Linked DNA regions of Homo sapiens: region 2 is linked to region 1. A link is a contact called in ENCODE Hi-C data. All regions are on one chromosome and are shown on one strand. Each heading gives the region's core, a stretch centred on a gene start or an enhancer-like site at or near the end of the contact. The rest is flanking DNA. Distances are from core to core; before and after follow the strand shown.

Evidence for each region. Hi-C counts contacts between places; a loop is a spot of excess contacts on that map. Pooled maps may share reads with other maps.
Region 2: a loop to region 1 is called in a pooled map, with 21 times the contacts of the local background. The contact joins the enhancer-like site here to the promoter of DIAPH2 in region 1. A Hi-C loop is called at or near these places in 16 of 37 single-sample maps with no recorded cell type and 13 of 50 pooled maps.

What each region holds. Positions count from the first base shown.
Region 1 is chrX:96,683,187-96,689,336 of GRCh38, reverse strand. It overlaps DIAPH2 (diaphanous related formin 2), which reads right to left and starts at 4,495. Exons shown (of 27, transcript NM_006729.5): 1 at 4,147-4,495. The coding sequence starts at 4,278. RefSeq lists enhancers at 3,278-3,991, 3,992-4,707.
Region 2 is chrX:97,397,087-97,404,019 of GRCh38, reverse strand. All of the region lies in intron 25 of DIAPH2 (diaphanous related formin 2), which reads right to left. Among named protein-coding and RNA genes, the nearest start is that of DIAPH2-AS1, 160 kb to the left of the region's middle. RefSeq lists an enhancer at 5,490-5,579. Within about 2 kb of position 4,444, at least 3 of the 41 ENCODE cell types and tissues checked have a DNase peak (open chromatin) inside an H3K27ac peak, as active enhancers do.

The DNA of each region.
Region 1 (6,150 bases), core at 3,246-5,745:
CTCCGCCTTAATCTCTTTAATGGGTTACCCCTACTTTCAGAAAGAAGTTGAAACTCTAACATGGCATACAAGATCCATCATGATCCGGACCCCGTCTCTTTTCTAGCAAGTCTACCATGTGTACCCTTTGTTTCAGCCATATTCATCTAAGTGAACTTTCTTTATTGGATATGCTCCCTTATCTGTTTACCTTTGTATATGTTGTTTTTTCAACCTAGAATGCCTTTCCCTCACCTATTTTCTTCAGCCTTCAGCTGCAAATGTCACCTACTGCGATAAGCCTTTTCTTACTCAAGCATGCAATTCTACGTAGATGCCTCTCCATGACCACCCCCAACCATGCATATTCCTATAGCAACTTATCACACTGCTTTTTTTTTTTTCCTTAAAGAGATGGGTTCTCTGTCGCCAAGGCTGTAATACAGTGGTATAGTCACAGCTCACTGCAGCTTCAAACTCCTGAGCTCAAGAAATCCTCCTGCCTTAGCAGCCTGTGTAGCTGGGATTATAGGCACAAGCTACCACGTCTGGCTCACATTGCATTTTAAGCATTAATTAACTTCCCTGTCTGTCTCAGTAGACTACAAGTATCTTTGTATCACCAACCCTTAGAATTATGCCTAGCACACAGTAGGTACTCAGTAAACCTGTATTGCATAAATGAAATCATTGTTGCTCATACCTTATCATTAAAAATCAAGACTGGGTGCAGTGGCTCAAGCCTGTAATCCTAGCACTTTGGGAGGTGGAGGTGGGTGGATCACTTGAGGTCAAGAATTCAAGACCAGCCTGGCCAATATGGTGAAACCCCGTCTCTACAAAAATACAAAAAAGATTAGCTGGGCCTGGTGGTGCACACCTGTAATCCCAGCTGCTAGGGAGGCTGAGGCAGGAGAATCGCTTGCACCCAGGAGGCAGAGGTTGCAGTGGGCCGAGATCACACCACTGCACTCCAGCCTGGGCAACAGAGCGAGACTCCGTCTCAAAATAAATAAATAAATAAAAACATAATTTATCCAGTTGTAAACAAATAACCAAATAGGAAGTTACATAATAACCAGAAAAATTAACTAATTTGACTTTACTGTTTGAAGAACCAAAGGCTTCAGAAATTATGCAGGAACACAAAGTCAAAAATGCAAAAACATCAAATACTGTTAGGTCACTCTACACTACCGTGTGGTGTGGGGTGCGGTGTTCTGCATCAACATTGGCCTCTCTTAATGGTTAAGTCACTGCCTTAAATAAGTAGGATTCAAGATGTAGTTCCTTCACAACATTTATAGAGCTTTCTCTTCTACTCAATTTAACAAAATGCATTCCATGGTTGACATCAAATTACAAATTAATCTAAGATTCATGCTGTTTGATGACATGTTGCAATCTGGGCCTAACCAAAATAGTTACATAAAATCCAAAACTCTACTACTAATGCATTATTCAAAATGTGATGAGTCCAAGACAGGAATGCCTTATTTTAAAAGAATCAAAACAAAAGGGTCATTATGAGGATGCTTATATGAAAAAAACTGAAGTGAATTCCATTAAATTTTTATTTAAGTAATCTTAAATAGAAATCATTATAGTGTTGAAATGCCACTCTGAAAAATTTCTCACTAATACTCATTAAAAAGTTGAGGATATAAATGAAAGCAGTTCCTCTCTATAGAAAATCTGCTTTCCAGGCTGACCAACATGGTGAAATCCCGTCTCTACTAAAAATACAAAAATTAGCTGGGTGTGGTGGCACGTGCCTGTAATCCCAGCTACTCAGGAGGCTGAGGCAGGAGAATCACTTGAACCCGGGAGGCAGAGGTTGCAGTGAGCCAAGATCGCGCCACTGGACTCCAGCCATGGCAACAGAGCGAGACTTCGTCCCAAAAAAAAAAAAAGAAAAGAAAATATGTGTTCCATTTCCATTTTTCCAGAATTCTGAGGAACTAAATGAAAACAACCAAACTACACAAGCCTTATACCTTATGAATCCATTATACTGGAGCGACTGAATTAATTTTCCTCTGTAGCGGAAATTTTAATCTATGTAGACATTGAGTAGTTAACTTCTTTTTTACCACTAGAAGAATTCGTTTCAATATCAATCACCTGTGTGGTCAATGCCATTTCCCCTTCTTCCCTACTCAGTAACTTAGAGTGGAATCAACTATTCTTTCCTTTACTTTCTATCTTTTGTAATGCCATAGTTCTTACTCTTCTATAGGTAATGGATGCCTTTGAAAAACTGATGAAAGCCATGGGGCCCAGAAAAATAAATGTACCCATATACACTCAAATATTTTCATACAATTTCAGGAGTTTAAGAACCCCTATGCCCCAAGATCACCTACACAAATAATTTCTATCACCATATGGCTCTCTTTTATAATCCCATACCACAACTCCTTTACACTCATATACACACACAAATTAAGGACTAGTTCAGAGATTATTAACATAATACTCAAAATAAAAAAATTTCATCTAAGTAAAGTTGTATCTTACTAGCAAACTTCTAAGAATCCCAGATGAATTCTTTCCTGAAAAGCTTACTAAATCTTACTGTTTGGTCAACTTGCTTGCCTTAAAATGTGCCACAATGTCTTCCTAAATTTGTTTTTGTTAACTCTGACACATCTGCTTGTAAAATCACGTAAGGCTCAAAAGTTATGTTTGAGCAAAAAAAGAAAATTCATGTTAATATTAACAAACTCTTGGATTCAAATCTTGTTCTACCGTATCAAGCTATGTTCAACACGGAACAGTGAAGTTAGCTAGGAACCGGAACAGTGAAGTTAGCTAGGAACTGAAAATGATACGATCTCATAACTATCTAGTTACCTTGTCAAAGCAAGTAAAACATAAAAGATGAATCAGGACAAATGGCTAAAGGGAAGAGAAGAATATAATCAAGGTGTTACTACTAACAGAGATAAGTGTTTTTTTTTTTCTCGAAAGCATACTTCTTAAAAGTGGCAGATTCTTGCTAGACGTACCAAACCATTTGTGGAAACTATCAGTTAACTTTTTACTTAAATTTTTAATCACTGATTAAACCACAGTTTTGTACTGGATCCAAACCAAATGGCCAGATGCCATAAGAAACGGCTTTATTTATATGTCACCCTCTCCTTGTCTATTATAATCAAGTTGGTAGTTAAAGCTGAAATCTATACATTCAACATGTGGCTTGTGCTTCGGATCTGGACTAAGAATACAGCTCTAAGGAGTATCTGCTGAATTTGTACAGGAAAACCCTTTCCCCTCACACCACCCAAATTAGAAAGTTTACAAAAAGCGGAACCCTTCTGATGAGCTGAGGAAACTCCAGTATTTCCCAATGCAATACCAGGCCTCATCGATTTCATTCCTCTGCACATTCAGTGGCAGGAAATGGACTGCTACCATCGGTTCACACTATCAGCACGGTGAGATTTGCACAGTTTGTGCCTACTGCTTTTGAGCGTTCTTAATCAACTAAGTGGAAGTACTGTATGACTATGCCTATTACACACACTCGACAGTTGGTGGTACCTCACCCAGCCTCAAACTCCCACGCGCCCCCACCCTTCCAAAGAAACATTTCTTGGGAGAGCACATGGAGAGAGGCAAGGAGGAGGAAAAAGGCACGTAGGCGCCTCTTCCTGAGATTTCTGGTAAAGTAGAAAGACTGGGAGCATAAATAGTGTTCTTCTTGATTTGCGAAGCTGTAGGTGGGCTCCCAAGGACTTGGAATAAAAAGGAGGGAGGTTCCCCTGCCCCGGACCCTACGCGTTAGGAGGCAAAACAGCAACTAACAAGAAGTGGGAGGAGAATGGAATCGCGCAAAGGTTTGCGCCCACAAGTTAGACAAACAACAGCCCTACCCAGTACTCGGGGTGTCCCCAAGTTGGGGCTGGGCCTTTCTCCTTCCCGCACCGCCTCCCGGGCTGACAAGAGTGAGAAAGGGGTTAAGTAGAGAAGGGGGTGCTCTTCCGCCCCCACGCCGTCTCCGCGCCTCGGCGTGGCCACTCCTTTAGCGGCTCCCCGAGTTGCACAGCGAGGTCGCGGTCATCCTTGGGAGGGGGCCCCGGGTGCCCCCGTGTTCAATGGCAGGAGGATCCCGGGGCTCTCCCTGTCCCTAAGGCCGGCGGGGGCTGCGGGAGCACTCACCAATTTGGGTTTGTTTTTCGTTTCCTCTTCATTGGCGGCCCGGTTCCCCGCGCTCCGCTTGTTGCTCCGGCCCCCACCGGGTTCCTCGCTGCCGCCTCCCGCTCCCGACGCCGCCGCCCCGGGCTGCTCCATCTTTCTCCGGCCCTGTCACCTGTGCCCTGTAACCCCACCTCTCCTCAACTGAGAAAGCACCTCGGGGCGCTCACACTGCCCCGCGCTGACTCGGCGGCACCTCTTCCTGAGGGAGAGAGTGTCTGCCCGGGAAGCTGCCGATTTCAGGCCCCCGGGACTCCAGGCTCCCAGGCACCCCCGACGCAACCACGCCGTTGCCACTACTCGGCGCTGGGGCAAGCCCTGCCCCTGAGCAGTTGCAATTACCACGGTCGCCGCCGCCCTCAGGGCGGTGTTTAGGGTGGAGGGAAAAGTAGGTGCCTATCTCTTTAAGAGGGCCTCAACACACGTGATTCTTCAAAGTGCCCGCATCGGCCGCCCGGGCGCGCAAAGCTGCTTCCTACTCCCGCAGCCGAGCCGGCCCCAGCTACTGAGCATGCCCGGCGCGGTGACTGGAGCCTAACAGAGCACTTTCAGCTGCGGTTAGGCACTGATTTCACTTCCTAGTGGCCCAGCGAGAACAGGGAGGGAACTAGTCAAGAGAAAGGAAGGGTAGCCCATTTTAGAGATGGGGAAACTGAGGCCCGGGAAGATCCGCCTGTAAGTTTCACTGGCGGGTCAACCTGAGTATCAGCTTTCACTTCTGTGGGCCACAGCACCTTCCCTCCCTGAGGCCTCTCCGGGGGTGTGGTCCTGCTACAGTCTGTGGAAAGACTTGATTGGCAAGGGAACTGGCATCCTATAGGAAAACCACCGGGAGTGCTGATTAATTGCCTCGACAGACTGTGTGTGGGTCAGAGTGGAAAGAGTGAGTGCTTTCTGTTGTCGTGATTACGTTGTGACCGAAGAAATACAGTTGTTCCTTTATTCCCTTGCTGCAGGGTTGTTGAAGCAGCAGGCGCCCACCGCTTAATCCCTAGGGGATTGTTAGGTTCTATAACCAAAACACTTACATACAGCTAGCAATTGAATTGAGTGCTATTTTCAGGTTCCCGAACTAGTTTAGAGTTGTTGTGGGGAGTGAATAAGATCATGTGTGTCAAAGCTTTGTTGTAAATGAAAATCCCTAGACAAATGCTAGGTGTTTTTGTGCAGCAGCAGGGCACTGTTGGGACGATAGTCTTAAGTCCTTGCGTCATACCTAGCATTTTGTCCTCAGGACAAAATATAGTACCCACACTGTATTTCTTCCATCCTCTTTAAATGATGCCCTTTAAAAGTAAAGGTACACACTGAGAACATTAGACGGGGTGGGTAGGATTTGAATGAACCACCATCATAGAATAGGAGCACATATGCTAGGAAAGCTACCTATAAAGTAAATTTAAATATGAAATCTATAAACATGCCATACACCTATTACTGAAGATATCTCCAGACTATGACTCCTTTTGACCTTCTCCCCTTCGGCCTAAATTTAATATGCTGAATGGAATTTGTATCTGAACATATTTATTGAGAGTGCATTAGGATGCATTTGACCATGCTATAGGTGCAAGGAGACAGCTAACTTGGGCAGTAGAATGAAAAGAACACCAGATATCTGAAAACAGCTTTAATTCTAGCTTTGTCATTGTCATTAACTTTCTTTTTTTTTTAATTCTGAGACAGAGTTTCCCTCTTGTTGCCCAGGCTGGAGTGCAAAGGTGCAATCTCAGCTCACCGCAATCTCCACCTCCCGGGTTCAAGCGATTCTCCTGCCTCAGCCTCCCAAGTAGCTGGGATTACAGGGACCCACCACCACGCCCAGCTAATTCTGCATTTTTAGTAGAGATGGGGTTTCTCCGTGTTGGTCAGGCTGCTCTCAAACTCCTGAGCTTAGGTGATCCGCCTGCCTTGGCCTCCCAAAGAGCTGGGATTACAGGCGTGAGCCACCGTGCCCGGCTGACTTTC
Region 2 (6,933 bases), core at 3,195-5,694, 710 kb before region 1:
TAGCTAGGCGTGGTGGTGCATGCCTGTAATCCCAGCTACACGGGAGGCTAAGACAGGAGAATCGCTTGAACCCAGGGAGGCAGAGGTTGTGGTGAGCCAAGATTGAGCCATTGCACTCCAGCCTGGGCAATAAGAGCAAAAGTCTGTCTCAAAAAAAAAAAAAAAGGATTATCTGTACCATTACATTTTTGTTTTCCTGGGACATTTAGAAACTTACTGTATAACCATTTGTCTTACAGAGTTACATTCAGGTACACCTAGAGGCAGGGAACTGGGCTGGATAATCTAGAGAGCATCCTAATGTTTTATAAAAACCAAATCACATAAAACAAATTCAAAGGACTGATATTACTCAAAGCGAACTCCACATTAAGTGCAAACAGACCCAAAGATATGCTGCAAAATGAAATGCTATAAGTCCTATTACATTACTTATAGAGAATGTGGTGTAAACTATCCCTAGATACGATACCTTCAGTCATTAGGGACTAAAAAAGAGAAATGGGAATCTCATCGGCAAAATCTGTGAGAAATTTGAAGCTGTTTGCTTAGAGTATGTAAAGTATTCATCAGAGAATAAGGTTCAAACCTACTTTAAGAGAGATAAGAACTATTTCTTCACATATCAGAAGAGAGTTGAAGAAGATTGTTTCTTGACAGAAATTCTCATGGGGAAAGCTCCCTTTTTTATTTGTGACAAAGATCATGCTGGAATTGATAGAAAAAGACATTTTGAAATGAATAAAAGAGGTCACTTACAGGAAGAGCCTTTTGTAGAAGTGGCTTTTTGTTAAAAGATTCTCACTTTTATTCAAGTCAAAACATTCATTTTATTCCAGGAACAAAGTGGTGCACATTTTGCTTCTCTCATTAACTGTCTCAATTAGGTAAACCACAGAGGTTTCATGGGTGTGCAACTTGAGCAGTCACATAGGGCCCTGCTCTCAGAAGGGCCTCACACTTGGTTTACTGCTCTGCTGCTGCCATCTTGAAATTCTGAATAATCTTTGAACAAGAGGTCCCACATTTTCATTTTGCAAGGAGCTCCACAAATTATGTAGCCAGTTATGGTAAAACAAAACTCATCTGTAACATCATAAACTATCTTGGTTGTCCATTTTTCACAAGTTTCTTATAACATCTGAAAGATTACAGGGTCTTCAAAATTATGCAGTAGTTACTATTCCTGATAATTTCTTAATGCGATTTTACTTTTGTATTTATAAAATCATATAAAGGAAGAATTTCCCACTGGTTAAGTCACTTCCGTTAGAGGCTGCACTAACTTTTTCCATCCACATAAGCATGATTTAGTAAGAAAATGGTCTCAATGCTCTGATTCCTTATCATCAGAAAGAACTGTTTGGTTGTTAAAAATAAAATTGAAAGCAGAAAAGATTGAAATAGTAGCTTCAGATTTCCTTTCCTCTAAAGTTCAGATACATGAGGGTTTATAGGGCAAAGATGTCAAACTAAAACAAATGGAAACTCTCAGACATGTTTACTTGTTATCTAAAGAAGATATGAGAACATCCAGCAAGGGTGAACAAAATGTTCTAAAGTACATACAAACAAGGACAATTATTGAATAAGTATACTAATACTATATTAGGAACTAAGAGAATGTAAATGTGCTCTTCAGTAGATGTGTTCCTGAACAGTTATCCAACTCATTATCTACCTCCTTCCCACTTTCAAAGAGTTACATTTTAATATACAGGGACATTGCTACTTAAGAAATTCTCTGGTAATTCATTTTACAAACTAAATATTAATACATCTACACACACACACACACACACACACACACACGATGCAAATGATCATTCCTTATCACTTGTTGAGTTTATTCTAGCATGTTTTAGTTTTAAGAACATGGCAATATATTATACATCAACCAAAGCCATAATGAACAACACAAAGACTCTACTGAGTTCCCTGTAAAGAGTCCAATGCCAAGGGTATCCTCCCACTTTGTCACTGAGAACTACTTGATTCTGACTGATACTGTCACTGGCAGAAGGAATGCAAAGCTTAGAGGACAAGCCTCTCATTTGCAAATGTACAGCAATGTCATGACTCAGTTCTAATATTTAACTAAAAACAATGTTCAGCACAAGTAACATAGAGAAGCCTAGTAGACAAGGTGGTGGGCTGAAGTAGGCTACTCCTGGCTCTACTGTTTAGCACTAAACTGGCTTTATGGACCTGGAGTAACTCAGTTGCCACACTTGTGAAATAAGATGAGTCATTGGGCTCTAGGGTTCTTAAACTTTAGTGTACATCAGAATCACCTAGGGAGGTTGTTAGAAAATGGATTGCTGTCCCCTTACCCCCACCCAGTTTCTTATTCAGTGGGTTTAGAGTGAAGCCAGAAACTTTGCATTTCTAACCAGTTCCCAGGTTATGCTGAAGCTGCAGCATGGCAAGAATCTGAAGTACTAAACCCACAGTAGCAGGGTTCCTGAGGCACCTGCCAAGATGCTACAGTATCAACAGAGAACAGCAGTGTTCTTTCAGAAGAAACTCAGGCTGAAAGATGGTAGTACATTGGCCTGCTAATTAACAAGGGGTGGGGTGAGGGGAGTGGGGCTGGATGAACCTCGAGAAAGCAAGGAGGTTATGACTTGAAACTGAGACTAATCAATCAGACTATGCAAGGCCCTAAATCAGAAAATGAAACCAGGTAAACTAAGGGATGAGAGAGAATCAGCTAAAGTGATGAGTCAGAACACACGAGGAACACTGTTAGTGAGATGGGACAATAGGAATGAAAGATCATAGGAGGTTAACAAGAAGGGCAAAGGTCCCATGCCTTGGGGGAGGGGTGGGACAAGGCTTGGGTCTGACTTGACTCAGAAAGTTCCTGAAGAAGCTCTGCCCAAATACTTTGCTATCATTGCCCAAAGGAAAGAGTATTTCAGGCAAAAAGAGTTAATTCCAGATGGATGCTCTGAAATGCTAAAAAAGAATGAAGAGTAAAATGTGGAGCTAGGGCCATGGTATACTCCTGTAATCCTAGCTAGTGGGGAGGCTGACGCAGGAGGATCACTTGAGCCCAGGAGTTCGTGGCCAGCCTGAGCAACACAGTGAGACTCCCTTGTCTAAAAAAAAAAAAAAAAATGAATAATATGTGGGTAAGTATAAATGAACATTAACTGAATAAAAATAATGATCCTACTGTCTTGTTCTAAGGTGGGTAATACAAGACCTTGACATCAATACTGTATGCTTGTTTACACAAAAACAAATACTGCATGATCTCACTTAGATGTGCAATCTAAAAAAGTCAATCTCATAAAAGCAGAAAGAGTGGTGGTTGCCAACAGCTGGGGGAAGAGATGGGCAGATGTTGGTTAAAGAGTACAAAGTTCCAGTTAGACAGGATGAATAAGTTCTGGAGACTGATTGTACAGCATGGTGGTTATAGTTAATAATACTGTATTGTACCCTAAAAAATTGCTCAGAGAGTAGATCTAAAATGTTCTCACCACCAAAAAAGTATATGAGGTGATGAATATGTTAATTAGATTGATTTAATCATTTCACAATGTATACATATGTCAAAACATCACATAGTACACTGTCAATATGTACAATTTATTTGTCAATTATACCTTAGGAGAGCTGAAAAAAAGAAAAAGATGCCGTATATCTTTCTAACCAGCTTTATACTTCAATGGAATTTTGAAAAATAAGCTGTGATAGTAAATTATATTGTTAACAGAAACACATACAAATACTCATGTTGGAATCTATCTAATAATATGTGGATATTCACACATACATTATATATACTGTAACCTTTGCTATTTTTAAAAGGCATCTTTGCTAATGAGTTCAGCTAACAAAACCATATCCATATTCACTTTTGAAGATATTGAGGTGAAGTGATATTGATCTCACATATATTTCCACACCTACCATAGCACACAAAACACCTATGAATATTCAATGTCTACATAGTCAAGGATTAAGGTCCAAATTCATGTGTGCTTTCCTACCACTCTTCTAAGATAAATACTCCTTTAATATCAGTGAAAATAAAAACATACTGCTGAAAGCATCTGTATTCCTAGGATGCTCCTAAAAATTAGTAGTTGTTAGTTATTGCTAAACTCCACATCTGGGTGTGACCAAAATGTATACAGTATGAGAGGTATATTATAGCATAAGGGGGCATTACATTTCCAAAAGATTTTGAATCAACCTAATGATTTTCAGAAATGTAATGAAAGAGAAAAACAGGTCCTTCTACAGTGCCTAATAAAACTGTGAAAACACAAAGTAGAGAAAAATGTAAGAAAACAGAAAGAGGCTGCTTAATGCCTTTCAAATAGAAACTGAATTGCTGAGGCAGTTCTCACCACCTTATTTATATATCGGGTTGCTCACAAATCATGATGTCACCCACCAGGAAGCAATGCATCAGGAGGAGCATGACAGTGCAACAAGCCCAAAGAAGGAGGGGAGAGAGGTGCAGCAGAATGATAAAAATGTATCAACTCGAAAAATCCAAATGGTTTTACAGATGAATATTATATGAAAGCATTACATGCAAATAAGAAATTAGTTTCAGAAACTGTCTACAGGCCAAACAAACCAACATAAAAGAGGATGCTTATAACAAAGGACTTACATTTGGTGAACCAAAACTGGGTACTCCTTGAATATCAGAGATTGAAGAGATGGCTAACTTCCACCAAAAGGTTTCCTTTCCCTACCATATCTGTGAGACAAGCAACTAGTCTCTTATGTCCCATCTCAAACAACAACAAAAATATGACAACAAACAAAACAAACAAAACCTGGCATATGGTCCTACTTTCCATTTAAATAATACATTTTTTTCTTTAAGACATACTGTCTTAAAGTAAATTTTTGAGATGGCTCCTCAATACAGACTTCTGGTTTTACTTTGGTATGTCAGCATCAATTAGTCTTTAGTTACTTTGTCTTTAAAAAAAATCACATCCGGCCGGGTGCAATGGCTCACGCCTATAATACCAGACTTTGGGAGGCCGAGGCAGGTGGATCATGTGGTCAGCAGTTCAAGACCAGCCTGGCCAAGATGGTGAAACCCCGTCTCTACTAAAAATACAAAAATTAGCCAGGCGTGGTGGTGGGTGCCTGTAATCCCAGCTACTCAGGAGGCTGAGGCAGAGAATTGGAATTGCTTGAACCCGGGAGGCGGAGGTTGCAGTGAGCTGAGGTCGCACCATTGCACTCCAGCCTGGGAGACAGAGCAAGACTCCATCACAAAAAAAAAAAAAAAAAATCACATCCTTCAGAAGAAATGTTAACTACTAAAGTCTAGGGCACATGATCTCTTTTCCTAAGATTATACTTATCTGTGGTTTTAAAAGAGCTAACTCATACATTTCCTTATAAAGATGTTTACCTTGCTCCTCTAGGGTCTTAAAAAAAGAGAGAGGATGAGGGAGAATAGGCTGAAAACTGCACTGCCAACCATTGCCCCTACCCCCACTTCCACCCTTGAGGAGGGAGGTATCTTTTGGAGGTTTCATCTACTGTCAGGGTTACTCAGTTGAAAATAGATACTTTCAACATGCTTTAGCCACAGGAGCTTACAGGATTACTTAAAAGTACAGGCTGCATGTGAATGTACTGTGGGGGAAGGAATGTGGTTACATTTAAAGGTTAATGTAACCATAGTTCATCTCTATAGCTCAATCTCGATTTCCCCTCAAAACATGATCAGATAGCCCTTAGAACAAAGCTGTATTGACTATTTGAGTGAAGAAAAAAGAGATGCAAAGAACGGTATAACAAGACCTAACAACATAATGGATTCTGGTGATGCTGGATAGAGAGCTCTGACTCAGAACCAGTTGCCTCAAACAAGTTAAGCATCTTTTTAAAACACTGGGGAAGACACAGGGGAGGTAGTTTCATATACCATGCTGAAGTTCAGTAGAATGAGGTCGGTTAAGCACTCTGTCCTGAGACATACACTTTTCATTTTCAATTGTTTTCAAATAGAAAGAGAGAAATCCCCTTTTCAAGTTGGATTGTTTAAATGCACCTACAGCTACTCCTGTCTAGCAAAGGCTAGGCAAGCTCTCCCTACTGATGCATTTCAAAAAAGGTTCAATTGGCAAAAGAAAGCAAGTGCAAAGGGTTTTTGACAAAAGAGGACTAGAGGGAACACATTTTCCTTTCACAGAAATACTGTTCTAGAAAATCAGACAAGGTAGTGACTCAACCAAGAATGTGTAGATATTGGTGAGATCAACAGGAAATTTGGAAAACTTCTTCAACTTCAAACACTCAACTGCGTAAAATTATTAGCTAAAAAATTGGGGTAGGGATTACATTATAAAAATATGGGACTAAAGAGACAAACAAAACAAGACACTATGATTTACAGATTACAACACAGCCTAAACCAGCATACTCTGAGAATGTGGTTATCTTATACCACAGAACCACACGGATGTAAAAGGAACCTCCTGGACCCTGTCCAATCCTCAGCAGGGCTATGCCTGAGTCTTCCTAGACCTATATGCATCCATCCTATTTAATGATGCCCCAAATAATTCCTACGCAACTTTCTCCAGGGCTCAGCAAATAGAAAAGGCTAAATCAAATACAGGAGCTCTGAAATATCTAGTCTGACAAAAAGAATTTTTTTTTTTAAAGTACATTTAAAGTAGATTCCAGTGCTGGTTCAAACAAATAAAAGTATTATGCCATCCATAGTTAATTGCACATTTAAAAGGATAATTATTTTTTGATTTTCAAATGAATCATACCATCATCTTCTAAGCTGTTACGAAATAGCATATGAAACCTACTGTTGATATATATGACAAGCAGGTATTCTAAGTTTAGGTTTTAATGTCTTCCTAATACCATTGTGACAAAGGTATAATTGCTTTCTTAAACGATGTCTTCTTTTCCATTTTATCC